6 separate regions of the Homo sapiens genome follow, and all the other regions are linked to region 1. The links are chromatin contacts, found by Hi-C or POLR2A ChIA-PET in ENCODE. All regions are on one chromosome and are shown on one strand. The core of a region is the stretch at or near the end of the contact, and the rest is flanking DNA. Distances in the headings are between cores, read along the strand shown. Region 1 holds the start of LAPTM5 (lysosomal protein transmembrane 5). Region 2 holds the start of MARCKSL1 (MARCKS like 1). Region 3 holds the start of LCK (LCK proto-oncogene, Src family tyrosine kinase). Region 4 holds the start of TMEM39B (transmembrane protein 39B). Region 5 holds the start of KHDRBS1 (KH RNA binding domain containing, signal transduction associated 1). Region 6 holds the start of PTP4A2 (protein tyrosine phosphatase 4A2).

Region 1 (4,657 bases), core at 1,134-3,633:
TCTTAGCTTGTCACTCAAAACCTTTATCACCTCCTCCCCAAACTCCAGGTTTGTCTCTATTGTGTCCCTGTAGAAGCCGAACACATACGCCATTGCTCACCTGTTTCTCCTCACCTTCCATACTGCCCACAACCAAACTCTCCCTCCTGCCAATGGCACCACCTCCAAGAAGTCTTCCATGATTGCTAGGGCCCACACATTCTTCAGCTCTGTGAGCAGGGACCGTATATCACACCACCATTTACAGGTGAGGACATCGGATGGCACGATCAACAAGAAACCTTAACAGCCCCACAGTCCCGGGTTTGCAGGGCAGCCTCTGGGCCCACACAACCTGCAAATGGATTTGACTTGGCCTGCACTGAGATTTTTTTCTACCATGCATCAATCACTAGCATTGAAACATCAGAAGATGTGACACAAAAGCCTGCTCCCTATTCTCTAAACATCAGAAGAGCGGCCACCAGGGCCCACAATCCTTCGTGGCAACAACAAGCAAAAACAGAGAACAGCTGCAGGGTGGGCCAAGCAAGGGCTCCCGGGGTCACCGCAGGCCCCATCTGCCCCCTGCTGTCACTCACATGGCCTGCCCAGACCCTAGAGGCATCAGAGTTGGAGACCTCTGAGCCAGTCAACATCACCTTACCCCTGACTTTATAAAAGGGAAACTGAGGCCCAGAGAGAGGCTTGTCTGAGCCCATACAGCCAGTTAGTGGCAGGGCTGGGGTGAGGACCCAGGGACTTGCTACCTGTGAGGCGCCCCTGCATGCCACACTGTCCTTCTAAGAATGTGCATAGTCTCAGAGCTTGAAGGCCTAAAATACAGGGTACAGGGACACTCAAAGAGTGATTTGCTTCTCTCAGCTCTTGCATTGGCAGGAGCTCGGAAGGACAACCTCTGAGTTCCTCCTCCCAAAACTAGAGTCCTTGAATCTGACAACTTGACTCCAAGGATGCTGACAGCAGGTGCCATGTCTGATGCACAACGAATAATAAAGCACTCACCTGTGCGTCAGGCGTGGTTCTGCATGCTTTGTATGTATCAACTCCCTGAGCCTCACAACAAACCCTATCAGATGGGTATGATAATTCACATCCCCATTTTTTTAAATGAGAAAACTGAGGCTCAGAGAGGTTAAGTAAATTGCCCAAGGCTGCAGAGCTGGGAAGCAGGGAAGCCAGGATTTGCATGCAGGAGTCTGCATCCAGAGGCCGTGGGCTAACCACTGAACAGCATCGCCCCCCTGAAGGCTGGGCTCTTGCCACAGCTCTGCCTGCCCTGCCTGTGACAGGAAGCAGACGCAGGCAGGTCTGAGTTTGCAGCAACCCACCGCAGCATGTGGATCTAGGCTAATTTTGAGGAAGCCCTTCCAGACTCATGAGAAAACTGTTAACCACAGGCCCTGAGTCACCCCAGGAGGAAGTCGCTTGGGTCTAGGGGAGATGAGTGTGGCCAGGAGTTTGGGAGTAGGGTGGGTCTAGGCAGGACAGTACAAGGACACTGACCCTCAGCCACCCCAGGCAGAGGGGCAGCCTTGGCCCCCGGGCACTGTGACTTGCCCAAGACCACACTGTGAGTCACCAGGAAAGGAGGAACCAGTGACAGCCGTGACTTCACAAGTTGCCCAACAAGAGCTTGGGCCGGACAAGTTACCCTAATGATTAGCACAGGTCTCAAGTTCTCTTTGGTGGGCAGAAGGCCGTGGTTTGACTGAGCTGGAAGCTGAGAGGACACGGCCCCTGCCTCCCCACTGGAGGCACAAAGGGGAGATCCCCACTTCTCATCCCCTCGAGTGGCCCAGGCTCCCTCCAGGCCCCAGGGGAAGAATCGGGGCTGTGTCTGCGGCCGACCTCACATCCCGGTCAAACAATCCCAGCCCACGTTCCTCCCAAGATCCCTGCCTTCCAAAGCACTTTCACATCTGCTGTTGGCTTTGCACACAAATAACCTTCCGGCTGCTGCTGTGCCCCATCTCACAGAGGCAGAAACGGAGCCAGCCTCGGAGTGAACGTCAGTTACATTTGCCTGGAAAGTGGATTCCAGCTCCCTTACTCCTCACTCTTGCGGCATCTCCCCAGGGTACCCCCAGCCATTTGACAGAGAAGGAAACTGAGGCCCAGAGCAGGACAGGGATTTGCCCAGGGTCCCCCAGAGAGGTGGAGAGCAGGAGTTCTTTCATTTGTGGGGCTCCGTAGATGACGGGTCACCGCAGACATTCACACTCACACAAGCACGCACGCACACACACCCGGGGCCCGCACACTCACCACATGGTAGATGGCCAGGGCGGTGGTTGCGATGCGGACATTGAAGCAGCAGCAGGTCTGGCGGACAGTGGACAAGCGGGGGTCCATGGTGCTGCCGTCCCCTCCTCTGAGACACTGAAGGGGAAAGAGCCTGGTGCCTGGAGCAGGGCAGAGAAGGGGAAGCTGCTGGCTGCCCTCCTCACTTCCTTCCTGCCCCTTAGACAGGCAGGGACAAGGTCGTCACAGCTGGGGCGGGGCAGCTGGGGAGGGGGAGTGGGGACAGGGCAGCAGCCTGCCTCAGAGCACCCCACTGCCCTCTGCCATTCCCAGGAGGGGGTTCCAGAGAGGACAGACCCTAACACGGTCATCATGCCCTTCTCTGCACCAGGGCCAGGGTTCCACCGTTTCACACAGCTTGCTTACTAGAAGAACACTACCAACTTTGGAAGCCAGGACTGTTACCAAGCCCATTTCCAGATGAGGAAACAGCTGTCCAGAGAGGTCAAGGCACTTGCCCCAAATCACACAGTAGTTAGCACTGGTGGCAGAATTCAAACCCAGATCTGTCTGGCTGCAAAAATAGCTATTGTCTAGGAGGCATTTCCTGCCTCTTCCAGGCATGCTCCTGGATTCACTCCTTTCATCCTCACCTCAATCCTTTGAGAGAGGTACTATTATGATCCCCATTTTACAGATGAAGAAACTGAGGCACAGAGAGGGGGAATGATTCGTGCAAGGTCACACAGCTAGTCAATGAAGGTGCAAGGATTTTAACTGAGGCTGACTGGTGCTAGAAGCCTCCCTGGAGCTGGTGTTCTCTCCCACTTCCTCACCCTGAGCCGCAGGGAGAAGCTTGTTCTTCCTAAGCTACGAAGAGGCGTGCAGGGCTCCAGACAAGGACGGAAGAATAACCAGGAAGCAAACCCATCAACTGTGCGCCAGGCCCTGGGCTAGGCTTCTCTTCTAGGTGGGTCAATAACTCTTCACAGCAATCTGTGAGACCCGAACCTCACTTTCAGGGCCTCAAGACCCAATCCCCATACTCACACAAAATCAGGGATTGCTTTTCCCCCTTGATCTTGCAAAAAGTTGGAATTAATAAGCCACAACTCTTAGGCAAGCTACCCTGGAATCTCTACTCCCTCCTCAGATGATAAATTATCCATATTGCAATAAAGAAAGGGAATAGGAAGTACATGCAACATTTCTGGAAGAAGCCCTGCTTCATTCCACAGCTGAGCCCCTTTGCAATGCCAAGCTTCTAGTGCAGAGCAGACAGGAACTGCCATGAAGCCCTGCCCTCCCAGGAGATCATGGAGTTAGGATTGGACACTGCTGCAGCCCATCATTTCTGCCCCAGGAGAGGTTATAGAAAGTCCCTAAGCTCCTCCCACTTGGCAGGAGTTGCTCTGTTAGACCCACAAAACTTGATTGGTGGACTTGATCAATCCATTCTCCATGTGCCAATGAGACCAAGGGGACTCTGCAAGCTTTGGGCTCCTGGGAGGCCTGGCCTATCCCTTCCCAACTTCATTTTCAAGGCTGTTCCTGTTCCTTCATAAGCCTTGCTGAGGCCTGACATCATAGAAAGGTGACACAGTGCAGTGGTTAAGAACTTTGGCTCCACAGGCCCATGGCCTGGGATCTTCTGGCTGGGTAGGCAGAAAACCAAGAGAAGTCCTCCTTTGTCTAAGAGTAGCAAGACCAGAGGAACTGGAGATCAGGAAACCAGGGGCCAGGAGGGCCCTGAGGCCATGCTGGGGAGTCTGCATTTGATTGTGCACAGAAGCCATTTGACGATTTCCTACCATAATAAATGATAGCCATTCATAACATTGTGATTTGGTGAAACCAGGACAGGTGCAAAGCCAACTCCCAAAGAGAGGGATGAAACACACTGACAGCATGTGGAATAATTGTACATGGTCTATGGGTAAACATTTCTCATTTTTTATGGTGATAAATTCATTTTAATGTGCATTATAAAAATATACATAACTAGTCCATGAATCCTGTGATTTTCCATTTATAGGAGTAATATAAAGTCTCATTTTAAAAGAAATGCATTTAAATAAAAAAGGCAGTAAGTCAATTTAAAGAACATATTAAGGAAGCCACAGCCTAGGAGGACGCAGATGTGGCAGACAGCCCTGGAGGTGGAGTAGGTGGCATCCGTTTGGGAATCCTGGGGCATGGGGAATCCCAGCTCCCCACTTAGTAGCTGTGTGGTGTCAGACAAGGCACTTGATCTCTCTGAGCTGTTGTTTTCACCTCTGCAAAACGGCGGGGCGGTTGGGGGGAACAGAAATTTGCCTGGCAGGGCTGCGGTGAAGGTGAAATGAGGTCACGTGAATGCATCTGTTTGTTTTCTCCCTTCCAGCCCGTCCCTGCTCCCCGATCTCACCCGTAC
Region 2 (4,657 bases), core at 1,387-3,886, 1.6 Mb after region 1:
CTCTTTGTAATAAAATGGTACATTTCTATATCCTCCTGAGCTTGTTTCCTATGTGTCCCTGGGTTGGTTTCAACTCTACTTCCCTGCCGTTCTGGTGTCCATGAGTATTGGGGCAACCCCCTGAACAAGAAAACCCCATAAACTTACCTGCCTGCCTTAACTCCTCCCTTGAGGTTTGAGGTAAACTACTTTCCACCAATCTTCTCACCCTACCCCCAGAAGACCACTCATTAAAGCACCACTAAAGGGACGACATTTATTCCTTTTCCAAATGTTACAGTAAAACCAGGTGGAAGAGAATGGTTTTAGCAGTTAGAAAAAAAAAAAAAGTACAAATCTGGGGTTTGGCCATTAAAAGTTATTTACAACAGTGGGAGAAAAAAAGACAAGAAGTTGTTTCACATTACAGACCTCCCCCCACCCCAAAGCCTAATACTTGCTTACCAAGTCAAAAAAGAGACACAGTTGATTCACAGGCTGGAGGTTTGAACTTGAGTAAGACATTTATAAAAACCTAGACGGGGCAGTGTCCTCCCCAGCCCAGGTGCCACTAGGCACAGCACAAGAGACTAAAAACAACAGGGGAAGGCTGGACACTCAAGGTTTGGGAGTATAAGCACCCCACTTCTGGCTCAGGGATTTGGGGAGTAGGGTAAACAAAACCTACTTGGAAAAGAATTGGGGAAGAAAACCAACAACTGCCTTATGCAGGGGTGGGGACAGGGAAGGAGGTAGGGCCAGGGACAGGAGCATTTCACATCACTAACCTAACTTGGGAAGCTGTAAGGGACCATCTTCAACTGGCCTTAAGAGGAGAACCAGATGGCTGATGGGAGAATCCACAGGAGGGAGAGGAGGAAAGGGAACGTGGCTGGGAGGAGGCAATAGCCCCTTCCTTTCTGGGCACAGGAAGGCAGCCAGGGCACCAGGTCCAGGCAGTGACCTCACAAGGACAGCACAGTTTTTGCAGCTTAGAGATCACCCACCTGCCCCTACCTAGCTACTCATTCTGCTCAGCGCTGGCTGGTGTAGGGCCACTCTCCGGCCCCGAGGGAGTGGATGGCTCTGTAGCCTGGGGCCCTGCCTCTTCTTCTGAGGCTGCACTAGCCTCTGCCCCCTTGGCCTGGGGTTCCTGGCTCTCAGGGGTGGCTGCGGCCTTCCCTTCCTGAGCAGTGCCCTCGTCGCTGCAGGCACCGATCTCCCCCTGCTCCTGCTCTTCCTCTGTGGGTGAGGAGGCAGAAGAATCACCCCCACCCTCCTTCCGATTTCTCTTGAAGGACAGGCCGCTCAATTTGAAAGGCTTCTTGAAAGAGAATTTCTTCTTCTTCTTGGGGGTCTCCTTGGGGGGGACCTCCCCCTTGGCCTCAGCACCCTGGCTAGGGGGTGCTGGCTCGATGGCATCGCCAGTGGCCCCGGCTGCCTCATCTGTTCCGTTCACAGGGGGCGACTCCCCTTCACCCTTGGGGGATAAGTCTCCATTGCTTTTCACGTGGCCATTCTCCTGCAGGGCAGAGGGAATAGCAATGAGGGCAGGGGCTCCCCCTCCCCCAGCCCGCTTCTGATCCCTTCTAGAGGAAGGGGTCCTCGATTCGATTCTACTGCAACCCGAAAGTCTGGCTTCAGCCTCACCCACACCCAGGATCCCGTCAAACACCTCCCTCTCGCCCCTCACGGGCGCGCGGGGAGCGAGCGCGCAGAGGGCGCGACCGGCAGGAGGCGCTGGGGTCCCGTGGCCCCCACCCCCGTCCCCCGGGGCGCGCTCTCTATTCCGCGCGGAACCGCTCCGGATCTGCTGTGCGGATCCCGGGCAGGCGGGCGAGCCGCTCTAGGCGACATTGGGCGGGAAGCCGCCCCGGGGCGCTGTCTCTCTGCACCTGGACGGCCTATTTTCCCAGCCTCCCGCTTTGTGTAAGTGGCCCCCACCCACCCCAGGCTCTCCCGCATCTCGGCTCCCCCTTAAAAAAAAAAAGACCGTGGGCCACCGAGGTCGGGTCGGCGGGTGGAGTGCGCTCCCCGCCGGGCCCCAGCTCCGCGGCCCCTGGGCGCCCCCTTGGCGTGGCCCAGCAGCGCCTTTGTTCCCCGCGCGGCACTCGGGGCGGCCGGGGGGCAGCGCCGGGGACCGGGGCCGCGAACAAAGAAGGCGGCAGGGCCCGGCCGGCGCCCCCTCCCCGCCCCTCCCCTCGCTTCGCCCGCGGGGGCTGCGGCGCCGAGAACAAAGGGACCGGGCGGGGGAGGGGGCGCCGCGTGTCCCGGGCCGGACAAAGCGCGCGGCCCCGGCCCCGGCCCCGGGCCCTAGAAGGGGCGAGGTGCGAGAGGAGGGGCTGGGGCCGGCCGGGCCAAGCGTACCCACCTGGCCGTTGGCCTTCGCGGGGGAAGCGCCTGCTGCCTCCTCGGCGGTCACGTCGCCCCGGGGAGCCTTGGAGCTCTGGCTGCCCATGATGGGGGTCTGCTGGGGGGCGCTTGGAGCCGCCCCGGGCTCGCGCCGCAGGGGATAGTACGGCGGGGTCGGCCCGGCCGGCGGAGGGGTGGGGCTGGCGCCCGAGGGGGAGGGGTGCCGGGGGAAGCCGAGCTGCACCTCCGCTCCGCGGCCGACCCGCTAGCTGCGCCCGCCGCCGCTCCGCTCCGCGCCAGAATGCCGCCCGCCGCCCGCCGAGCTGCCTATATATAAGCGCCCGGAGCTCGGGGCGGGGCCGGACATTTAAATGCGCGCCCAATCGAGGGGCGGAGGCGGGGTTGGCTCGCAGGCCCCACTTGCGCAGCAGGCGACGCTGGCGGTCGGGTACCCCCCACCCCACCCGAATCCCAGGGGCAGGTAGAGTCCGGTGTGGGCAGGAGCGAGGCCAGTCCTCCCGCGAGCTGGGCGGGGCGGGGCGGGGGGCCTGGAGGAAGGAGACGGGCAGTCATTCCATCCTCTCCGCTCCACCTCTCCGGTGGGCGCCCCCGCAGCCTGGAGCGGCCCCCAACGCCTTGGTCCTGCAGCCGCTGGCAGTCTCCCGCTTGAACCCTTCGAAGGGCTCACACGACCAGGCTCGTCAGATGGCTGGTCCTGAATTATACTCTAGAAATGTGGTCATAGAAGCTGCAGGGCCCCTGCGCTGGGCTCGGCACCCGCTCCGGCCTGGAGAGCGGTCAGAGGTCCCACCCACGTCCCTGCCTGCCTGCCATGGCCAGCCGGGGAGCGGAGGGCTCTGCCTTGCCTCGGGGTCACTCTGGTCGGACTAGTGAGGCCTTTCCCTCATTCCTCCTTTCAGTCCCTTGGTGGCCAGTCATTCTGAGTGGGGACAGACAGATTCGCCTTGAGCCCCTCCTGCCCTCAGCCTGGACCCACTGCAAAGTCCCACGTGGGGGACTTTGTGACCTTGAAGGGCATCTCCATCCCCATTGAAAGGCCAAGGCTCAGAGGCATTGACAACCTGTCTGACTTGGCTCTGGTCCTTCCTCTTTACCTCCACACACAACTCTGCTCCCCTACATCAGGGTGCCCCAGGCCGGCAGAGGAACCCCAGCTGGGGACTCAACAAACCTCAAAACACCCCAGTTTCTGAAGGGGAGGGATAGGATGCTACCAAGGGTCCCTTCAAGGGACAGCCCCTTGAGGACAGCCCTCAAAGCTGCCCAGCCCAGCTTCCCACCCTGCCTGAGAGCAAGGGAGCCCGGAGGTGCTCCGGGCTGGAGACTCCCTAGCTTTGGTCCTCTGCCACCTCTCCTTCTGCTGGCCTGGATAGGCTGGTGGGAACCCCAGAATCCTGGCCGGCCCCGGATGTCTGTGTCCGGCTGCCAGCCCTCAGCCCCCAGGAGGAAAGGGATGGGGGCTGGAAGGAAGCAAAGTGTTGCAAATGCAAGGCTGTGTCCCAGCCAGCTCAGCAAGTCCCTCCCCTCCCTCCTACGGTGAAGCCTCCTGGGAGGCCTGAGGCTGTGAAGTGTGGAGACACCCCAGGGCCTGAGAAATTGGGAACTCCCCAGAGATCTGACCACAGAGGGGCGGGGAGGGCTGAGGTGGCTTCTGCATTCTGCACTCACTCCTGTATCCTCCATCCCCACCCCCACCCTGAGACTACAGAATACCCTCAGCTATCTCAGCTTCACTTGCCCCCCACCCCCGCCCCATTTCACAGACTGGGACCCTGAGGTTCAGGAAGAGAAAGTGACATGCCCAAGGGCACACAGCAGCTACCAGTAGCTGAGGGTGAGAAAAGGCTTGGAGAGGTTTGATAACATGGGCCAAGGGCTGTAAGGAATCCCCTGGCAGAATTTTCTGTTGAGATCTGGGGCTGCCTGGTCAGAGTGGGAGGCAAGGGCTAGCTTTGGGACGGGGAGAGGCACTGTGCCCCCACTGCAGCTCACTGAAAGTACCGTGACTTCTCCACAGCTTGCCACTAAGGGAAGGATGTCATGACCTGCTCTCTGTCTCAGCCACAATAGGGAACCCACAATGCTGCCAGGCGCTGCCCGCACCAGCTGGCTGGGCTCAGAGGGACGGAGGGTGTGTGAGTCTTGCACGGGTTGGGGTCAGAGGTTAAGAGCAGAACCTAAGGCTTCTGATCCCCAGGCACTGCCTGGCGGGGATGAGAGGCAAATCTTCCCAAGGATCCCAGGAGGGGCATCGAAGAGCATCAGGGTAAAAGACCCCAAGTCCCCAGAGCCCCAGAGGGAGCCT
Region 3 (4,657 bases), core at 1,095-3,594, 1.5 Mb after region 1:
GACCACCCTAGTTCACTGCAGGCCCATGGGAGGTGACTTAGGTAAATTGGGCTCCTGAAGAATGCAGAATCTGAGAGACATGGGTTCAAAGCCAGCTACCCCGTTTATTTCTTTTTGTTGTTGTTATTTCTTCTGCTTCTTTTTTTTTTTTTTTTTTTGAGGCAGAGTCTCACTCTGTCACCCAGGCTGGAATGCAGTAGCACAATCTCAGCTCACTGCAACCTCCGCCTCCGGGGATCAAGCGATTCTCCTGCCTCAGCCTCCCAAGTAGCTGGGATTACAGGCGGCCACCACCTCGCCTGGCTAATTTCCTTTCTTTTCTTTTCTTTTTTTTTCTTTTTTTTGAGATGGAATTTCACTCTTTCGCCCAGGCTGGAGTAGTGGCGCGATCTTGGCTCACTGCAACCTCCACCTTCTGATTTCAAGCGATTCTCCTGCCTCAGCCTCCCAAGTAGCTGGGATTACAGGTGGCCACCACCTCGCCTAGCTAATTTCCTTTCTTTTCTTTTCTTTTTTTTTTCTTTTTTTTGAGATGGAATTTCACTCTTTCGCCCAGGCTGGAGTAGTGGCGCGATCTTGGCTCACTGCAACCTCCACCTTCCGATTTCAAGCGATTCTCCTGCCTCAGCCTCCCGAGTAGCTGGGATTATAGGCACCCGCCACCATGCCCGGCTAATTTTTGTATTTTTAATAGAGACAGGGTTTCAGCATGTTGGCCAGGCTGGTCTCAAACTCCTGACCTCAAGTGATCCACCTGCCTGGGGTTTCCAAAGTGCTAGGATTACAGGCCTGAGCCACCGTTTATTTCTATTCGACCCTGAGGAGCTCCCTTAACCCCTGAGTCTGTTTCCTCACCTCCACAATGGAGATGCTGATTCTCACTCCACAGGCAGCAGATGTGCCTTACGGGAGATAGTGCACAGTGAGCGCTCAGTGAATATGAACTATTACTCACTCCCAGCGCGGCAGTCTTTCTACTCTGTGCTGAGACAGGGAGATGGACCGTGAAGTGTTCAGGCTTACATTGCAAGGGAGTCTGGGCCCTGCACCAGGCTTGGAGCTCCAACTCTAGGCTCTGTGTCACTGTGAAGGTTTTTCACTTTGTCTCTCTCAGCCTTTGTTTCTGTGTTACCCTCTTTGTCTGACTTTCCAACTCAGGCTTCCTCTTCCCCCCACCTATTTCCTGCCCCCACTTCTCTCTGCAGCTGAGGTGCACACAGCATCGCTTCCACCTCACAAGCCCCAACAATGCTCTGTGGGTTCCCCTCCCCCTACCAGCTCACTCAGGCAGTGACGCATGTGCACTTTCCTCCTGGTGGGGTCAAGGCCGAGTTCTTGGACCTGATGAGGCCACCTGGAGTTCCTCATATCACTGGTGACCTGGCCCTCAGCTAATGATGGGTGCCCCCTCAGCCTGGCCCCAGGGGAAATGGAAATTCTTTGCCTGCCTGCTGCTCGTGACAATCTTCTTGCCTCCTGCTTATAACAGAAAGTCCTGACAGTCTGTGGCCTGCACCTGGGGGCCTGAGCGGCCCTGTTTGCTCTGTCTTCCACCTGTTGCAGGAGATAGTGCCAAGCCCTCCACCTCTGCCAGGGGCTGTGGCCTTGCCTCTACCTGAATTCGAACTGTTGCCCTACTCTCCAACCATGATTAATGGGTGTTGTCCTGGCCTCTGACTACAGCAGGGGCCGTTACTATGCCCTCTTGAAGACATGAGGTTGTCCTGTCTGCCTCCTGAAACAGGCTGTTTTCCAGCATTCTGTCTGTAAGAGGGATGGTAGCCTGCCATTCACCTACCCTTGACTATAATAAAGCTACTGTTCCATGCCCTGAGATGACATGGGAATTGTTCTCTCGGCCTGACCTGACTGTAACATGCATGGTCTGCTCACCAGCTATTTAACAGGGATATTGTCCTCTCCTCTGACTCTGAACGATGCTACCTTTGCTGCCAGACAGAAACAAAAGGGTCTCTCAGCTGCAACGGTGGTGCTGAGGTGCTGTTTGCCTCTCACCATAAGCTGAGTGTGTGTCCGCTTGCCCCCTGCTCACTGGGCCCAAAGGCTGCCCTTGAATCTCTTGCCCAGATGCACCCTGGAGGGCAGAAGGGAGGGTCTATCAGACATCCTCCCCTCAACTTTAAACCTCCCAGTGTCACCCTGGGACAGTAGGGGAAGATGGACCTGGTCTGGAGATGTAGGGGACCCCCAGGGGCTGAGAGGCAGGGGTCTATGGTGGCAGGAAGCTTGGCGTGCTAGAGGGTTGTGGTTGGGCTGCTGGGGCCCGGTTGGCTGCGGAGCCCTCCGGAGGAGGCAGGAAGTCAGGGTGGGACGTGGGCGCGGGGAGACAGGTGGTGGCTACGACGGCGAAGGGAGCTGAGACTGTCCAGGCAGCCAGGTTAGGCCAGGAGGACCATGTGAATGGGGCCAGAGGGCTCCCGGGCTGGGCAGGTAAGGAGCGCTGGTATTGGGGGCGCAGGCGCCGGGGTGAGAGGCCTGATAGCAGACGGCTGCAGCTGTGCGGGCCCAGGCTCCCTAGGGATGCAGCAGCCCTTTGTGGCTGGGGAGAGAAGATCCTCGCTCAAGGTCAGGTGGGAGGCAGGCAGTGTAGCTGGGTCGCCTCTTTCCTGCGAAGCTGGTGTCGCTTGCCTCTGTCGTGCTGTCCACCAGTGGCCCCACCTGACTGGGAGCGTGTTTCCTGGACACCAGGCACATGGACAGTCAGGTGTTAAAAAGGCTTCCAGAAACCACCAAGCCCAGTCCCTCAGGCCATGAGGATGAGGCTCCTGAGGCCCAGAGAGAACAAGGCACTCACTGCCCACGGTTTCTCAGCAAGGCAGTGGCAGGGCTGAGAGTGATGGCTGAGGCTGTGGCCACCCCGCCTGGAGCAGGGTGATGGACAGGCTGGACTCAGAGGACCCAGGAATCCTTCTGGTTTCTGGGGCAGACCCCAGTGACAAGAATCTCCTGAGAAAGAGAGAGAGAGAGAGAGAGAGAGAGAGAGAGAGAGAGAGAGACAGAGATCACCCAAGGCATCCAGATGGACATGCGAGGAGTGATTTTAGCCTCAGCGATCGAGGGAAGAATCTCCTGATGGGCGTGAACTGATATGTGTGGGGGTGTCCATCATCTGGGATGGAGCTCCAGGGTGGATGGACATATCTGATCTGAGTATGGGAAGTTGGAAGTGAAAGAGAATGATGGGAGAAAGGAAGAGGAAGTACTATTTTTATCCCAGACAGGGGTGCAGTTGGTCCTGGGTGAGGAAGCGCTGAACTTCCATCTGGAAAGTCACCATTCCTGCCCCTGCCAAGCGTCACAGCAGGATGTCCTCCCCTCGCCCCTGGCTCCCTCCCGCTTCAGCCCTGCCTGTGTAGGGCCAGTTGGTTTTGCTGATTCCTGCTTCAAACCCCAGGGAGGTGGAGAGAGACTGGGGAGGCATAGTTGCTACCTGCTCACCTCCTCACTTTTTAACTCTGAGCCTTAATTTTTTTGGGAAGTCCTCACTCAGCCAGATTTCCAGGTTTCCCCTGCTTCGTTGGAGTTTTTCTTGACACACACTTTCCGCCTAGTCAGCTGGTCCCAGCCTTTCTCCTGTCTACAGCTCCAAGTCCTGTAGCCTCTTGTGGGGGCTAGGGAACATGGTGGCTCTCCTCGCACTTCAGGGAGGGTCATTCACCCTGGACAGGCATGAGCAGTTCCTTCCACCCAGCCCTATGCTGACAGACGAATCAGACAGGGTCCCTTGCTCTTGGGCCCCAGGAACAGAGGCTCTTCTCAAAGAGAGAAGGGCCAAGTGGACAAGGGCCAAGAACAGGCTGAGCATTGGTTCAGAGGAGGGGAGAAGGTGTCTCTTAAGATCTGGAAAGCTTCCTGCAAGAGTCAAGACAGTTCTGAGAAGGAGAAAGACCCATTTTCAAGAGTGCGTAGGACATGAAGCCAAGGTCACTATCCCTGGATTCTGTTCCTTGGGTACCACGAGGGCAGAGACCTCAGAGCAAGACCAAAGGCCAGAGAGCCCACAGGTGTGGTGTGGAGCAGAGAATGTGCATTTCAGAGACAGGCCGACCCAGTCACAATTCCGCTGGACCATTTCCTTGAGCAAGTGGCTTCATCTCTCTCTCTGAGCTTCAGTTTACTTATCTGTAAAGAGGCAATAATCAAGCTGGGCACGGTGGCTCACACCTGTAATCCCAGCACTTTGGGAGGCTGAGGCGGGCAGATCATTTGAGGCCAGGAGCTTGAGACCAGGCTGGCCGACATGGTGAAACCCTGTCTTCGTTAAAAATGCAAAATTAGCCGAGCGTGGTGGCAGGTGCCTGTAATCCTAGCTACTCAGGGGGCTGAGGCAGAATTGCTTGAACCCGGGATGCACAGGTTGTAATGAGCAGAGATCGAGTCATTGCACTCCAGCCTAGGCAACAGAGCGAAACCCCATCTCAAACAAAAATGCCTCCCGGGTTCAAGTGATTCTCCTGCCTCAGCCTCCCAAGTGCTAGGATTAACAGGCGCGCCACCATGCCCAGCTAATTTTTGCATTTTTAGTAGAGATGGAGTTTCACTATATTGGCCAGGATGGTTTCGATCTCCTGACCTCGTGATCCGCCCACCTCGGCCCCCCAAAGTGCTGGGATTACAGGCATGAGCCACCGCACCT
Region 4 (4,657 bases), core at 664-3,163, 1.3 Mb after region 1:
CTAAAAAGTACAAAAATTAGCCGGTGGTGGTGGCACGTGCCTGTAATCCCAGCACTTTGGGAGGCCAAGGCAGGCGGATCATGAGGTCAGGAGATTGAGACCATTCTGGCTAACATGGTGAAACCCCATCTCTACTAAAAATACAAAAAATTAGCAAAGTGTGGTGGCACACACCTGTAGTCCCAGCTACTTGGGAGGCTGACGCAGGAGAATCACTTGAAACCGGGAGGTGGAGGTTGCAGTGACCCGAGATCACACCACTGCACTCCAGCCTGGGGACAGAGTGAGACTCCGTCTCAAAAAAACAAACAAACAAAAAAACAAAAATTAGACCAGGCGTGGTGGTGCACACCTGTAATCCCAGCATTTTGGGAGGTCGAGGTGGGTGGATGATTTGAGGTCAGGAGTTTGAGACCAGCCTGGCCAACATGGTGAAACCCCGCCTCTCCTAAAAATGGAAAAATTAGCCGGGCATGCTGGCGGGTGCCTGTAATCCCAGCTACTTGGGAGGCTGAGACAGGAGAATCGCTTGAACCCGGGAAGCGGAGGTTGCAGTGAGCCGAGATCGTACCACTGCACTCCAGCCTGGGCAACAGAAAGGGAGACTCCAGTCTCAAAAAAACAAAACAAAACAAAAACAAAAATTAGCCGGGCATGGTGGTGCACGCCTGTAATTTCAGCTTGTTGGGAGGCTGAGGCAGGAGAATCGCTTGCACCCAGCAGGTGGAGGTTGCAGTGAGCCGAGATCGAGCCACTGCTCTCCAGCCTGGGCAACAGAGACTCCATCCCCTCAAAAAACAAAATAATAAAATAAATACACCCTCCTGCCTGAGGGACCTTGCACTAACTATTCCCTCTGCCTGAAATGCCCCCTTTCTCCAGAAATCTGCACCACTGACTCACTCATTTCCTTCATGTGTTTACTCAAGTCAACTCTGAAGCCTGCTCTGCCTGCCCTATTTAAAACTGCAACCCCATCCCCCTTTCCTGTTTTTCCTTCACACCATTCCCATCTAACATACTACAGAATTTACCAATTTTGTTCATGTCTATCTCCTCCCACTTGACTGTAAGCTCTATGACTATTAATGAAATATCTACTAATTCATTCAATTAATTGAATACTGCTATTAAGTGCCAAGCACTGTGCTAAGCAATGGAGCTACAAGATGACTAAAACTGCTTGTAGGTCTTGTGAGGGAAGAATCCTAATGACAATAAATGTAGCTCATTTAGTCAATGCTTCTCCAAACATCGTGATGGCTAATACTAAAACAGACTCAGTTCTGCATGCTCTATTTCATTTAACCCTCACCGAAACCTACACGGTGACCATCAGCAGCCTCATCGTAAAGCATAAAAAAACAAGATTGCAAGGCTGGGAAATGGCAGTCAGGATCTGAACCACGGTGTTGACAATGAGAACGGTGAGTAACGTCAAATGTGAGAAATATTTAGGACTTAGGCTCACAAAGACTAAGGCAAAGATCGGATGTGGGGGCCGAGGGAGGGAGGAAATGACTCCTGGATTTTGACTGGGGTGGACTAAAGCGCAGTGAGGCCTAAGAGAAGGATGAAGCGCAACGTGGGGCTGGGCTGGAGGTGCCTGCGGACCGGTCAGGGATATGGTCCACCCCTAGGGGAGCGGAGAGGCGGCTCCGCACCCTCCTCCGGTCGCCGCCGCCCCGGTCCAGGAGATGCTGAGAGAAGACACGCACGGGAAGAGCAGGAGGTGGGTTCCGTTCCCCTCCCTCTTGAGTCTCTTCACCAGCAGCTGCAGGAAGGGCGTGGGGGACCGAGAGACAAAGAGCGCGCAGGCACCGCCTCCGTCCGGGCGGCCCCTTTAAGAAGCGCGCGCCAGCTTCCAGCCCGCCTTGTATGCAAATGTAGCGGCGCGGCGGGAGCGCGCGGCTGATACCCGGGACTGGGCTGCGGCGGTTAGTCCTCTCCCGGCCGCCGTCGCCTCCGACATATTGCCCGCAGGAGCTGCGGCGGCGAAGCGGAGAGCACCGGGGGGAGGAGATGGGTGAGCAGAGCGGCTCAGGCTCGGCCTGGCAACGAGCGGGCGCACGGGTTAGGATGGCCAGGCTGCTAATTGCTGCTCCACGCGGACAGGAGCCCGGTGACGGGAGGGGGAGGGGATGCGAGCGCAGACGGGATCCCGCCCCCTCCTGTCGTTTTGCGGGGTGGGGCCTCTGTTGTGGGGGCGGGACATTGGACGGTGGGCGGGGCTTCTAAGACGAAGCCCTGTGGGGGCTTGGGCTTTCGTGAGGACCAGCTCGTCGGGGCTAGAAAGGGGGGCGGGACTTACCAGTGGGCGTGGCTTCAGCGCTAAGGGTGGAGATTCTGGGCAGGGGGCGCTAGTGCAGTCGGCGTTTCTGGGTTGGAGGGGTTACACTGGGGGCGGTGGAGCGGGGAGACTTCCGACTGAGGGAGCCCATTCTGGAGTGGGGCTTCTGGGCTGAGAGGGCTTTTATTGGCTTGTGGGCGGGGTTTCTGGGCTGACAGTTGTGTGTAGGCGGAGCTTCTGGGCTGAGGGGCTTTATGTGGGTGCAGAGCTTCTAAAGAGAGGAGAGTGGGTGTGGGCAGAGCTTCTGGACTGGACTAAGGGTGTTTGTGTGGGATTTTCTAAGCCAAGTATAACAGCGTATGAACAGAGCTTCTGGTCTGGGGGTTTATGGAGGGCAGAGCTCTTCGCCAGGTACTTTTTAGAGACTTGTGGAGGTTTATAATTTTGGGCATACATCCAAGCCCAAAATTGGCTCCGAAGTGTGGGAAACGCTTCCGAGCTGAGATGCTACGGCGTGGGGTGTATGTGAATGGAGGCTGCTGTGTTACTGTGAAGAGGTATGAACAGGTTATAACTTTTTAAAAATATGTATATGTATGTATATATATTTTTTAATAGAGACCGGGTTTCGCCATGTTGCCCAGGCTGGTCTCCAACTCCTGGTCTCAAGCGATCCTCCCGCCTCGGCCTCACAAATTGCTGAGATTACAGTCGTGAGCCACCACACCCAGTCAGGTTGTGACTTTTTTAGGTGCTTAGGAGCTTTGTGCAGAACTTTTGTGCGAAGTGGTGCGTGGGAGCTTGGGCTAGACTGCTCAGCCTAGTAGGTCCAATTTTTCAGTCCACAGCCACAGGATTCTCCCAGCCATATCCTTGACCCTTTATTTAGGCCCTGGGTCCTGCCCATGAGATCCCAGAATGCCCTTTGAGCTGAATCATGGGGCCCTGGATGAAAAAGCTGTCCCAAAGTTACCCAGAGTTATAGGCCTCCAGAAACTTATGTCTGAATGGGGCCCAATGTGTACCAGAGTTGAGAGCACACGACCCAGCCACGATACTGTGACATAGTGTAAGCTGAGTTTCCTAATGTGTGAAAAACCTACCTTGCTGGGTTCATTCACTCATCAACATATACTTGCTGGGCACTGAGGTAGGGGATATAGCAGTGAAAAAGATAAGGTAACTGACCTCATTGACCTTTCATTGTAATAGGACAGACAAGCAATAAGCATATTAACAAATGAGTAAGATAATTTCAGAGAGTGAATTCTGGTGGAAAAAAAGAATAGAAATTGGAGAGAGAGTGATGGGGAGTTACTTCAAAACTTCAGAAATGGCAGTCCGGGAAAGGCTTTCCAGATAGGATATTATAAGTGCTAGAGGTAGCAATGAGCTTGGCTTGCTGAGGAAAGAAAGATCAAGATGTTTAGAGCATGGGGCGGGTGGTAGAGGGTGGGTGTGAGGTAGAGAATGATAGGGGATGAAGCTGAAGATGTAAGAAGGGGCCAGATCATAGGTCTCAGTGAGGATTAAATGATAAAGTGAGATACTAGGTGACTGGCAGCTGGTATCATTGCTGTTATCCTTGATATATGCCCCCTGGCTTGAGGCTCTATTTTATGTTGAGCCCCACAGGAGGACGAAGAGGTCCCAACAGGACATCTTACTGTCGAAATCCGCTCTGTGAGCCGGGATCCTCGGGGGGCTCTAGTGGAAGCCACACTTCCAGTGCATCGGTGACCAGTGTTCGTTCCCGCACCAGGTAAACCACCTCTCTGTCTCACCCCTCACTGTGGCCTCACAGGGACGATGTGGACAGGGCTCTCTCTGACTGGATTCTAAGATGTGAAATCCTAGATGCCAGTGGGGGCTTAGAGGGGAGTAAGCAGCAGAAAAGATCCAGAGGGAGCTCAGTTGAGGGTGATCACTTGGACAGATGCAGTGGGACATGGTAGAATAAATCCAAAGGCCTGGATTCTAATTACAGTTCTGCTCCAGATTTGCTGATGGCTTGGACAAGTTGCCTCCCTTCTCTGGGCCTCCTTTTCCTCATCTGTAAGATGGACCTAATAATTCTTTCTCTCCTAGGGGGTGTTGGAAGACCTGAATAAGATTAGGGATAGGAAAAGGCTTTGTCGGGTTCCTTTGTCTGACAAGCAGGATTAGGAAGACCCCGTCCTTGCTATGAGCTGCTTTTCTGATCTTATCCCACAATCCTTTGCCTCAGAAGCCCTTCCTGGTAGGATTCTCAGGTCAGCTGCTGATGTTGTTCCCTCCCCACTGTCAGGAGCAGTTCTGGAACAGGCCTCTCCAGCCCTCCTCTGGCCACCCAAACTGTTGTGCCTCTACAGCACTGCAAGATCCCCG
Region 5 (4,657 bases), core at 1,376-3,875, 1.3 Mb after region 1:
GCCCAGGCTGGAGTGCAGTGTGGCGCGATCTCGGCTCACTGTAACCTCCACCTCCCGGGTTCAAGCAATTCTTCTGCCTCAGCCTCCCAAGTAGCTGGGATTACAGGTGCATGCCACCACGTTCAGCTAACTTTTTTATGTTTTTAGTAGAGATGGGGTTTCACTGTATTAGCCAGGCTGGTCTTGAACTCCTGACCTCAGGTGATCTACCCACTTTGGCCTCCCAAAGTGCTGGGATTACAGGAGTGGGCCACCGCACTGGCCTTTTTTTTTTTTTTTTTTTTTTTTTTTTTTTTTTTTTTGAGACAAGGTCTCACTCTGTCGTCCAGGCTGAGTGCAGTGGGGCAGTCGTTGCTCACTGTAGTCTCAATTTCCCAGGCTCAAGCAGCAATCTTCCCACCTCAGTCTCTCAAGTAGCTGGGGACAACAGGTGCACGCCACCACACTCAGCTAATTTCTTTCTTTCTTTCTTTTTTTTCCCAAGACAGAGTCTCGCACTGTCCCCCAGGCTGGAGTGCAGTGCTGCAATCTCAGCTCACTGCAACCTCCGCCTCCTGGGTTCAAGCGATTCTTCTGCCTCAGCCTCCTGAGTAGCTGGGACTACAGGCACACCACCACACCCAGCTAATTTTTGTATTTTTAGTAGAGACGGGGTTTCACAATGTTGGCCAGGATGGTCTCGATCTCTTGACCTTGTGATCTGCCCGCCTCGGTTTCCCAAAGTGCTGGGATTACAAGCATGAGCCATCGCATCTGGCCTATATTTTATATTATATATATATAATTTATGTAGATACGTGTTTTGTTTTCATTTCTGTGGGTAATTTGGAAATCCTCTCCCTTAACCCCTTAAAGAAGGCCTTTAGGTTCTCTAGTTAAAGGGTTCTAAGCTTCACATCCAAAAATCAAGTTTCCAGGCACTCAGAAGACAATTTCCAAATAAACCTTTTTTTCCTTTTTTTTTTTTTTTGAGACGTAGTCTCGCTCTGTTGCCCAGGCTGGAGTGCAGTGGCGTGATCTCGGCTCACGGCAGCCTCCGCGTCCCTGGTTCAAGCAATTCTCCTGCCTCAGCCTCCCAAGTAGCTGGGATTACAGGTATGCACCACCACACCCGGCTAATTTTTATATTTTTAGTAAAGATGGGGTTTCATCATGTTGGCCAAGTTGGTCTCGAACTCCTGGCCTCAGGTGATTTGCCCACCTCGGCCTCCCAAAGTGTTGGGATCACAGGCATGAGCCACCAAGCCGGGCGGAAACTTTTTTTATTGTAGAGATGAGGTCTCATTATATTGTCCAGGCTGCTCTCGAACTCCTAGCCTCAAGTAATCCTCCCACCTAGGCCTCCCAAAGTGCTGGGATTACAGGCATAAGCCACCGCACCGGTCCCCAAAGACTTTTGAAAAGTGTGGGCTCATTAGGAGAACTAATCCAGAAGGAAAAGAGATGGGAGTGAGTGCTTTAAATGGAAGAAGAAAATAATCTGCGGAGGGAAGGGAAAGTTAGAGAGGGCACCAGGCTTTTGATGGCTTATGGGACAAGTAGGGACCTAAGGCTCCACTTGCATATAGCACACCAGGATGTGGAGAACGTCGTAGGCGACTGTCCACTATGTACCTTGCCTTTGAGAGTAGTGGCAAGGGTCTCTTTGAGCAAGTCTGGAGTGGTAGAAGAAGCCATCCTAATGATGCAACCAACGTGGATTAAGGATCTGGTCTCTACCTCACTTTTTGAAGGAAGAAACACTTAATTGGCAATAATGACGGCGAAACAAAACAAACACAATTCAGAAAAAGCAGTAAAATATGTAAAAAGAGCTAAAATGCTGCTTAAGATTTCCCGTACCAACAATGTCAACCGTTTTAGAACCGACTGGAATATATGTAATACTGGAAATATATATACTGGAAACAACTTCTTGTGTTCCCTGATGTCTGGGACCCTTTTCTTTGCTAGACTTCAGATCTCTGATCTGAACCATCCCTCTTAGTTCAAGTACTCCAATCGCCTTCAGTGTTTCCACCAAGCCGTCCTTCCTCAATTTCTCCCTCCAGGTTTCCCTTCCCCAACTTTCCCCCTGCATCAGACTCTCCCTCAGCCTTCCTTTCTCCCTGTGCAGTCTGTCTCACTCCTGTCTTCCTCCCCAGGCGGTCTCAATTCTCTCTCCCTCCCCTTTCCGTGACCCTCTCGGCAGTCTTTTACTTCCTTACTTCGGTGACCGCCCCCCACCCCACTCCCCACAGCCTCCCTCCACTGCTCAGCCGTTGGAGAGGGCGTGGCCCCGCGAGTAACAGGTCTCCCGCCCCACACTCCGCGGGCCCGCGCGCAGACAAAGACATTCCACAGCTCCCGCCCCCTCCACGCCAGAAAGGGGAGGAGACACGTGTTCCGCTAGCGCCGAGTCACGTGGAAAACGAAACGAACGGAGCCCACTGCCTCCCGCGCATGCGCATCAAGCTCTGGCCTGGCGGGAGCGGAGGGAAAGCCAGAGTCGGGAGGCGACTTCTCGGACGCCGCGGCGGTGCGCAGGCGCCGTGGCCGGACTGGGGACTTTGTTCTCCGCGGAGAAACCCAAGGGCGGTGCCGGTGGCTGGCTGCGCACGCGCGCCGCCTCATTTCCGGTGCTCTCTCTCGCTGGGTCGCTCGGGTCGGCTTCGGTCGCTACCGCTCCCGCTCTGCCACCCCCGCCAACCGCCGCTCGGGCCTCCGTCGCTGCCGCGTCGCTTTCTCGCTCCTTGGATCGCACATCCTCCCAGATGCAGCGCCGGGACGACCCCGCCGCGCGCATGAGCCGGTCTTCGGGCCGTAGCGGCTCCATGGACCCCTCCGGTGCCCACCCCTCGGTGCGTCAGACGCCGTCTCGGCAGCCGCCGCTGCCTCACCGGTCCCGGGGAGGCGGAGGGGGATCCCGCGGGGGCGCCCGGGCCTCGCCCGCCACGCAGCCGCCACCGCTGCTGCCGCCCTCGGCCACGGGTCCCGACGCGACAGTGGGCGGGCCAGCGCCGACCCCGCTGCTGCCCCCCTCGGCCACAGCCTCGGTCAAGATGGAGCCAGAGAACAAGTACCTGCCCGAACTCATGGCCGAGAAGGACTCGCTCGACCCGTCCTTCACTCACGCCATGCAGCTGCTGACGGCAGGTAAGGGGGCCTCCCGTGTCCCTCTGGGTCGCCCGGCCATCCCGGGCATGAGTGGCCCTGGCTTTGTTCCTCTCGCTTCCCGCCCCCTCGGGACCGAGGCAGTCGGGAGTTCCGGTCTCATCCTCATTTTTGGGAGCCTGGATTCCACATTCCCACCTCAGCCCGGAGTGCGTGGGAGAATTTCTAGGCTGCAGTGGAGGCCCGAAGGCGACTTTGCGATCCCCTAGCGCTAATGTCTTGATGGATAGTGCTGAGCTCCCCGCCCCTTTCCCGACTCTTCCCTCCTCCCTCCTCTTGCGGCTGCCGGGCGCGCAGATTCTTCCAGAAATGAACCTTCATTTCCCCCTTTCCCTGAAGGGAAACCCTTTTTGATCGCGGGTGGCGATGAGCGCCTCGACCGAGGTGTAGGAGGTGAAGACAGCCAGAGCGGGGAGGGACCGTGGGAGGAAGGGCCGAGGTGAGGTGGGGTGAGGCTGGAATGCCCTGTCCAGTGCCTTGCTGTCGCTGGGGCCGAGCCGGACTTAGCGGTAACCGCAGCTTAAGTTGCTGGGAGGAAGGAGCGATTTATGTGGATCGGAGCTTGAGGTTTCCGAATCAGATTTCCGACTAAGGCTGATAAAATAAGAATTGCTACTGAGCCATTTTACACCGTGTGTTCACTGTCGTTGAAGGAGTGAAGTAACCCTAGAGACAGTGAAATGGGACGATAGGGACTCCCGCGTAGTTCACATGACGTTTCCCAACGAGATGGACAGAAATTGAGAGAAGTTGCATGATGCTTGTACTGAAAGGCTTGGCCTTTTTGTTGCTGTTTTTTACATTTTTGATTCAGTAGTGAAATAGATTAGAAATGAGAGTCTTTGTTCTGTAGGTTAGCGCTCTTTTCCTCATCAGCACTGGCCAATCACCTAGTCGCTCTGATTTTTCCCTAAAGCTGTCTGACTTTCGCTTCTAGTTAAAATATTATTTTAATATTTTTTATGATACCTAAATTTTACTAAGCAAGTAAAAATTCACATCCTTCAACACTGAATGAGTAGTTGGACTCTTTGGCAAGGTTAATATAATGGACAGTTCATTATGAAAATATTATCTCCCTCCCTTTGTTCTCTGTCTCCCAACACTGTAAGGTAAGGGATCTTTACCAGTGTGGTGTTCATCTTTTATGCTTTCTTAAGATAACTGTCAAAAACTGTTGATCCTTAAAAGTTACTTTTAATTTTCAGTCTCCCCTCACTGCTTAACTAAGAGAGTGCTCTTTATTTTTAACTTGGGCTTTCTGGATGTATTTTTTTTAAACCCAACTGAAATTGGAGAAATGTGATTGAGGTTACTGTTGGTTTGGGATGTATGAATTCTTTCTAGCATGGATAAGTGTTAATATATGTTGAGCCTGGCTTTTAAGGTATTTCTGAATTATCTTGCAAGGGGATTGCAGTGAAGTCACAACCCATTGTGCGGAAGTGAGACTTTGAGAAGATAGAATAGTAGTATTTAAGCTCTGGTAAGATCACATGGAAGG
Region 6 (4,657 bases), core at 1,574-4,073, 1.2 Mb after region 1:
CAGCACTAATTATTATCTGTATGACCTGGGACAAGTTACTTAACCTTTTGAGTTTCTGTATCTCTTCTTCTCACCACTGTAAATCCATGGGAGCTCATCGCTGTATCCCTAGTGCCTGGCAAATAGAAGTGATTCAAAATAAGCTAAATGGATGCAAATGAAGATACCACCTTTCTTGTAGTTGTGAGAATTAAATGAATATAAAAAGCACCTGTAGCACAGGAGGAAATTAATACTAATCAATTCCTTCCCTCACTGAATAGTAACAATACTATTTACTATTTCTTTCTTCTTATTTTTTTTGAGAGAGGGTCTCACTGGCTCACTGCAGCCTTGACTTCCTGGACTCACAAGATCCTCTCACCTCAGCCTCCGGGATAGCTGGAACTACAGGCACGCACTACCACGCCTAACTTTTGTATTTTCTGTAGAAATGGAGTCACCATGTTACCCAGGCTGGTCTCGAACTCCTGGGCTCAAGCGATCCTCCTGCCTCAGCCTCCCAAAGTGCTAGGATTACAGGTATGAGCCAGCTTGCCCAGCCGAAAAATATAATTTCTAACTTTTAATTACACATCAGTGATTTTGCCTGTAATTCTATTATGTTCACTATCAAAAGGACCACCCTCACGCCTGTTAATCCCAGCACTTTGGGAGGCCAAGGCAGGTGGATCACTGGAGGTCAGGAGTTCGAGACCAGCCTGGCCAACAAGGTGAAACCCCATCTCTACTAAAAATATGAAAATTAGCCGGGTGTGGTGGCACACACTTGTATTCTCAGCTACTTGGGAGGCTGAGGCGGGAAGATCATTTGAACCCGGGAAGCCTGGGCAACAAACAGAGCGAGACTCCATCTCAAAAACAAACAAAAAAAAAACAAAAGGACCATACTACTCTTTGCTTATACTGAAAGACTACCAACTTCTATCGCTTCTCGGCCTTTTGGCTAAGATCAAGTGAAAGACTACCAACTTCTAGGAGACATTATTTTTAAGATAACATCATTTTTAAGATTATATCAATGTGTAAAATCCCTATCAAGGTACTACTCTTCAAGAATCCCTACTTTTACAACACAAGAATGGGAAAAGTCCATGATAATAATTAGTCCATTCATTATGAAACTTAAAAATGCCAAGATCAGAATACCAGCAAACAACTTCTCACCATCTTCACCAATACAATGGTGTGCTGGCAAGTGATTCTGAAGCCCTGATAATGTGTCATTCTGTATCCTTAATCTCCTTTTGCACACTCAGCAAGGCATAACTTCACTCACTTCCCTCTGAAACTACTCTCTCTTACAGAGCATGACAGCAAGTACCATATTCCAACTCAGCAGTGTAATGTAGTTTGGCGACTCCGGACAGACAAACATTTGCTGAATGCCTACAGTGACACTAGAATTGCTAGTCACTGCTAATTTCTTGACAAATTCCAGGAAATAATAAACCAGACTACAGTTCAATTTACCTAACAATAAAATACTCTTCACCTGAAAAACTAGCAGTACTTTACAAAAGTTTATGCTCCTGAACACTCTACAGGCCAGAGTGTAGGATTTTGGGCAACAGACAAACTTCTTTTCGTTAGCTCTCAGGGGCCCCAGACTAGGATAGGATGGCATCATTGACAAATTTGAAAATTTACTTTGAAGTCATGAAACGTGGGAGAAAAAAATGTATAGAACAACAACAAAAAAACACATCACATCCTTTCTGGGGGAAAAAAATTAAAATCCCAGAGCCAGAAGATCATAGTGCCGCTGGAGGAGACTTATACCCCCTTTCCTCATACTTGAACCTGAAGACCCACGGACAAGATGCTCCCGGAAAGAACTCCCCAACCCAACACACCAGGGTTCACTATCGCCACACACAAAGACCAAGGGGAAGGGCCTCTAGGATGCCTGCTCACACACTGGACACACGCCGGCACACCCTACCACACTCCTGCCTCTGCCACGCACCTTCTCACCGACACACACCATGTTCTCCCCCCACACTCACCCGCTCTTTACCACACTCTCAACTCTCTCCTCCCCCATTTACTCACTCATTCTACCACCACCCCTCATGCCCACACGCTCCCCACACACCCATACCCTCCCCTGCCCTCACCCACATTCCCCCAACATCGACACTGCCTCCCGACGCGCTCCCACTCCCCCCACCTCCTCGCACGGACACTCAGCCCTGTCCCCCACTCACACGCCCTCCCTTCACCAACTCACTCTCCCCCACGCTCGCACAGCTCTCTCCCTTCCACACACACGAGCCCGCCCCTCGCTCACCCACCCTCGCTCCCCCGCCCCGGCCCGGCCCGGCCCTCCTTCCGGGGACGTGTCTCCGGCCTGCACTAATGGCTGCGGCGCCTCCCGCCCTCCCCTTCCCCGAGGCCCCCGGCGCCGGCGCGGGGGCCGCCCGGGAGGGGCGCACTCACGCTGGCGAGCTGGGGACTGGGCATTGAAGTCCGGCGGTGGCGGGAGCGAGGAGGCGCCTCTCTCCTCAGTCACCTCGGCGGCGGCGGCGGCGGCGGTAGCGGTGGCGGCGGCGGCGACGACTCCCCCCCAGCCTCGGCGCGCGACACCCGGCCCGGCCCGGCGGCGGCGGCGGCGGCGCGTCTCCACGAGTCCGTCTTGCTGCTGCTGCTGCGGCCGCCGCTGCGTCTCCTGCTGCCGCCGCTGCCTCCGCTGCCGCCGCTGCCCTGTGGCGTCACCTCGCGCCGTGCCCGGCCGCCGCTGCCGCTCCAGCCGCTCCCGGACAGACGACGGTTACAGCCCGGCCGATCGCGCCGCCACCACCACCGCTGCGCGCGCAGCCGGAACCAGCTCCCGCCGCCGCCCCTCAGGGGGCGCTGCGGGGCGCGGCGCGCAGGGCCACCGGCCCGCCCTCCGCGTTCGCTGACTGGCTGGCTGGCCGGCTCGCGGGCAGTTGGGCCCGCCCACCTGCCCCGCGGGGCGCTGACCCACTGCCCTGGGCGCCTCCCCCGCTCCTCCTCCTCGTGGTTCGTTCCGCTCCGCACTCCCGGCTACGGAAGGCGAGTCCATGTGATCGGGGAGGGAAGGCAGAACGTGGCCTGGGGAGTCGCTCGCCCACGCTGCGCCCCGCCCATCCGCACCTGGGCTGGGTCGAGGGCCTGCAGCCGAGGTGTGACCTGCAAGGTCGAAGGGTTCTTTCTCGCTACTTGGCCCTAAGGCCTCGGGTCAGATCCTGATGGGACGGGGTGGCCGCCACGTCCTGGGCTTGGGGATTTCCAACTCAGAAGTGGGAACCTGGCCAGCTCAGTTCTCGGCTGCCCTTCCTGAGGCCCCAAATGAATGGCGTGTGCATCTTCGTCGAAGATATTAATACGCCACCCCCAGCTCTGCCCACAAGACACACACCCACCCTAAGAACTGTCCCTGACAAGCCAAAATTCAGACTTTCAGGATGTAGGATCTTGGGCAAGTGATTCCAAGTATTATCAACTATTAAATGGAAATAATAATCAGCTACCTCATGGGCTCTTTCACGTATCGATAACAACGTATGAAAACGCTTGAGAAGGGCCAGGCGCGGTGGCTCATACCTGTAATCCCAGTACTTTGGGAGGCCGAGGAGGGCAGATCACAAGGTCAGGAGTTCGAGACCAGCCTGGCCAACATAGTGAAACCCTGTGTCTGCTAAAAATACAAAAATTAGCTGGGCATGGTGGCGCCCGCCCGGAAGGAGGGCCGTAATCCCAGCTACTCGGGAGGTTGAGGCAGGAGACTCACTTGAACCCGGGAGGCGGAGTTTGCAGTGAGCCGAGATCGTGCCACTGCACTCCAACCTGGGCGACAGAGTGAGACTCCGTCTCAAAAAAAAAAAAGAAAGAAAAAGAAAACGCTTGAGTTGAGAAAGTGAGAAAGAAGAGACCCTGAATTTCAAGCTTTCCGACTTAATGTCACCTTTAACGACGCAGATTATCGTAGAGATTCTCAGGTGGAAAGGTTTTTGCCTCTTGCATTTGGAAGCTAGCCAGAAATTCTTTGCCAGATCATGCGTCCTGAGTTTTGGTTTGGAAAATGTGGTCACTAGCGAGCTAGGAGGCTGGTTTGGGCCACGACCAGATGGCAAAGTGCGGCATTGGAGGCTGGCTTGGGAGGGAGATGTCTCCCCCTGGGAATTGCGGGTTGGGGAGGGTCTGTTCTTTCTGTCCACCCCTGGGAAGTCTTGCCTGCCCAGAACTGGCGCCTATATAGGAAGAAATGAAGATGCTCCCGTGGGTGCTTCTCCCCCACCTCGCCACCACATCCATGCTCATCCAGCCCTGCGGGGAGAAGCAGTGATCTGTCGTCATTAGACCTTCCCCACAAGGTAGACTTGGGGCATTGCTTCTGACCAGAAGGCTTCCATTAGCGCTTAGCAGTAAAAAGAAAGGTCTTATGACTCAGCCGCATCAAGCCACAGCACAGAGTCCAGGATGTTCACCACCAGGTGGCCCAGGAGGGGGTATTCTAGGGCAAGGCTGGCTAGCAGGGCTGTGTGGGAGTTGAGAGAGGCCTTGAGGAGCAGGAGGGGCTGCAGATCAGTAGCAAGGCCCTTAGGTGAGGAGCACAGACTGGGCTCACTTGCATTCTGTCTGCCTCCAGCAAGCAGTATTTTCTACTTCCTGGAAACATAGACTGATTTGA

The links. A loop is a pair of places that touch in the nucleus more often than their neighbours do. ChIA-PET counts read pairs that join two places held with the same protein, here RNA polymerase II (POLR2A). Pooled maps may share reads with other maps.
Region 2: a loop to region 1 is called in a map with no recorded cell type, with 6 times the contacts of the local background. The contact joins the promoter of MARCKSL1 here to the promoter of LAPTM5 in region 1. A Hi-C loop is called at or near these places in 2 of 37 single-sample maps with no recorded cell type and 4 of 50 pooled maps. POLR2A ChIA-PET finds 5 or more read pairs at or near these places in 1 of 52 experiments (naive thymus-derived CD8-positive, alpha-beta T cell).
Region 3: a map with no recorded cell type shows a loop between it and region 1 (8-fold over the local background). The contact joins the promoter of LCK here to the promoter of LAPTM5 in region 1. A Hi-C loop is called at or near these places in 10 of 37 single-sample maps with no recorded cell type and 9 of 50 pooled maps. POLR2A ChIA-PET finds 5 or more read pairs at or near these places in 1 of 52 experiments (activated B cell).
Region 4: a loop to region 1 is called in a pooled map, with 2.6 times the contacts of the local background. The contact joins the promoter of TMEM39B here to the promoter of LAPTM5 in region 1. A Hi-C loop is called at or near these places in 4 of 50 pooled maps. POLR2A ChIA-PET finds 5 or more read pairs at or near these places in 2 of 52 experiments (T-cell and activated B cell).
Region 5: a map with no recorded cell type shows a loop between it and region 1 (7-fold over the local background). The contact joins the promoter of KHDRBS1 here to the promoter of LAPTM5 in region 1. A Hi-C loop is called at or near these places in 3 of 37 single-sample maps with no recorded cell type and 5 of 50 pooled maps. POLR2A ChIA-PET finds 5 or more read pairs at or near these places in 1 of 52 experiments (OCI-LY7).
Region 6: a loop to region 1 is called in a map of CD8-positive, alpha-beta T cell, with 4 times the contacts of the local background. The contact joins the promoter of PTP4A2 here to the promoter of LAPTM5 in region 1. A Hi-C loop is called at or near these places in 4 of 168 maps with a recorded cell type or tissue (CD4-positive, alpha-beta memory T cell, CD8-positive, alpha-beta T cell, GM12878 and 1 more), 10 of 37 single-sample maps with no recorded cell type and 12 of 50 pooled maps. POLR2A ChIA-PET finds 5 or more read pairs at or near these places in 3 of 52 experiments (GM12878, activated CD4-positive, alpha-beta T cell and activated T-cell).

The regions. Positions count from the first base shown.
Region 1 is chr1:30,755,391-30,760,047 of GRCh38, forward strand. LAPTM5 (lysosomal protein transmembrane 5) reads right to left here and starts at 2,384. Exons shown (of 8, transcript NM_006762.3): 1 at 2,269-2,384. The coding sequence starts at 2,355. RefSeq lists enhancers at 1-4, 476-525, 1,191-1,987, 2,116-2,395, 3,464-3,533.
Region 2 is chr1:32,333,597-32,338,253 of GRCh38, forward strand. It overlaps MARCKSL1 (MARCKS like 1), which reads right to left and starts at 2,637. Exons shown (of 2, transcript NM_023009.7): 1 at 2,351-2,637; 2 at 243-1,501. The coding sequence starts at 2,437. The coding sequence ends at 1,001. It overlaps LOC124903949 (a long non-coding RNA gene), which reads left to right and starts at 1,781. Exons shown (of 2, transcript XR_007065661.1): 1 at 1,781-1,908. It overlaps HDAC1 (histone deacetylase 1), which reads left to right. Exons shown (of 14, transcript NM_004964.3): 14 at 1-30. RefSeq lists silencers at 1,459-1,898, 2,039-2,118, 2,249-2,398, 2,419-2,948, 3,882-4,010 and enhancers at 2,290-2,859, 3,129-3,218.
Region 3 is chr1:32,248,921-32,253,577 of GRCh38, forward strand. LCK (LCK proto-oncogene, Src family tyrosine kinase) reads left to right here and starts at 2,345. Exons shown (of 13, transcript NM_005356.5): 1 at 2,345-2,451. RefSeq lists enhancers at 948-1,157, 1,348-1,557, 1,608-1,697 and silencers at 4,438-4,537, 4,558-4,637.
Region 4 is chr1:32,071,026-32,075,682 of GRCh38, forward strand. TMEM39B (transmembrane protein 39B) reads left to right here and starts at 1,914. Exons shown (of 9, transcript NM_018056.4): 1 at 1,914-2,026; 2 at 3,926-4,052; 3 at 4,578-4,657. The coding sequence starts at 2,023. RefSeq lists an enhancer at 1,313-1,918.
Region 5 is chr1:32,011,243-32,015,899 of GRCh38, forward strand. KHDRBS1 (KH RNA binding domain containing, signal transduction associated 1) reads left to right here and starts at 2,626. Exons shown (of 9, transcript NM_006559.3): 1 at 2,626-3,135. The coding sequence starts at 2,754. RefSeq lists silencers at 2,835-3,044, 3,525-3,634 and an enhancer at 2,861-3,431.
Region 6 is chr1:31,935,545-31,940,201 of GRCh38, forward strand. It overlaps PTP4A2 (protein tyrosine phosphatase 4A2), which reads right to left and starts at 2,824. Exons shown (of 6, transcript NM_080391.4): 1 at 2,443-2,824. RefSeq lists enhancers at 1,981-2,030, 3,141-3,410 and silencers at 2,211-2,550, 2,327-2,498, 2,701-3,080.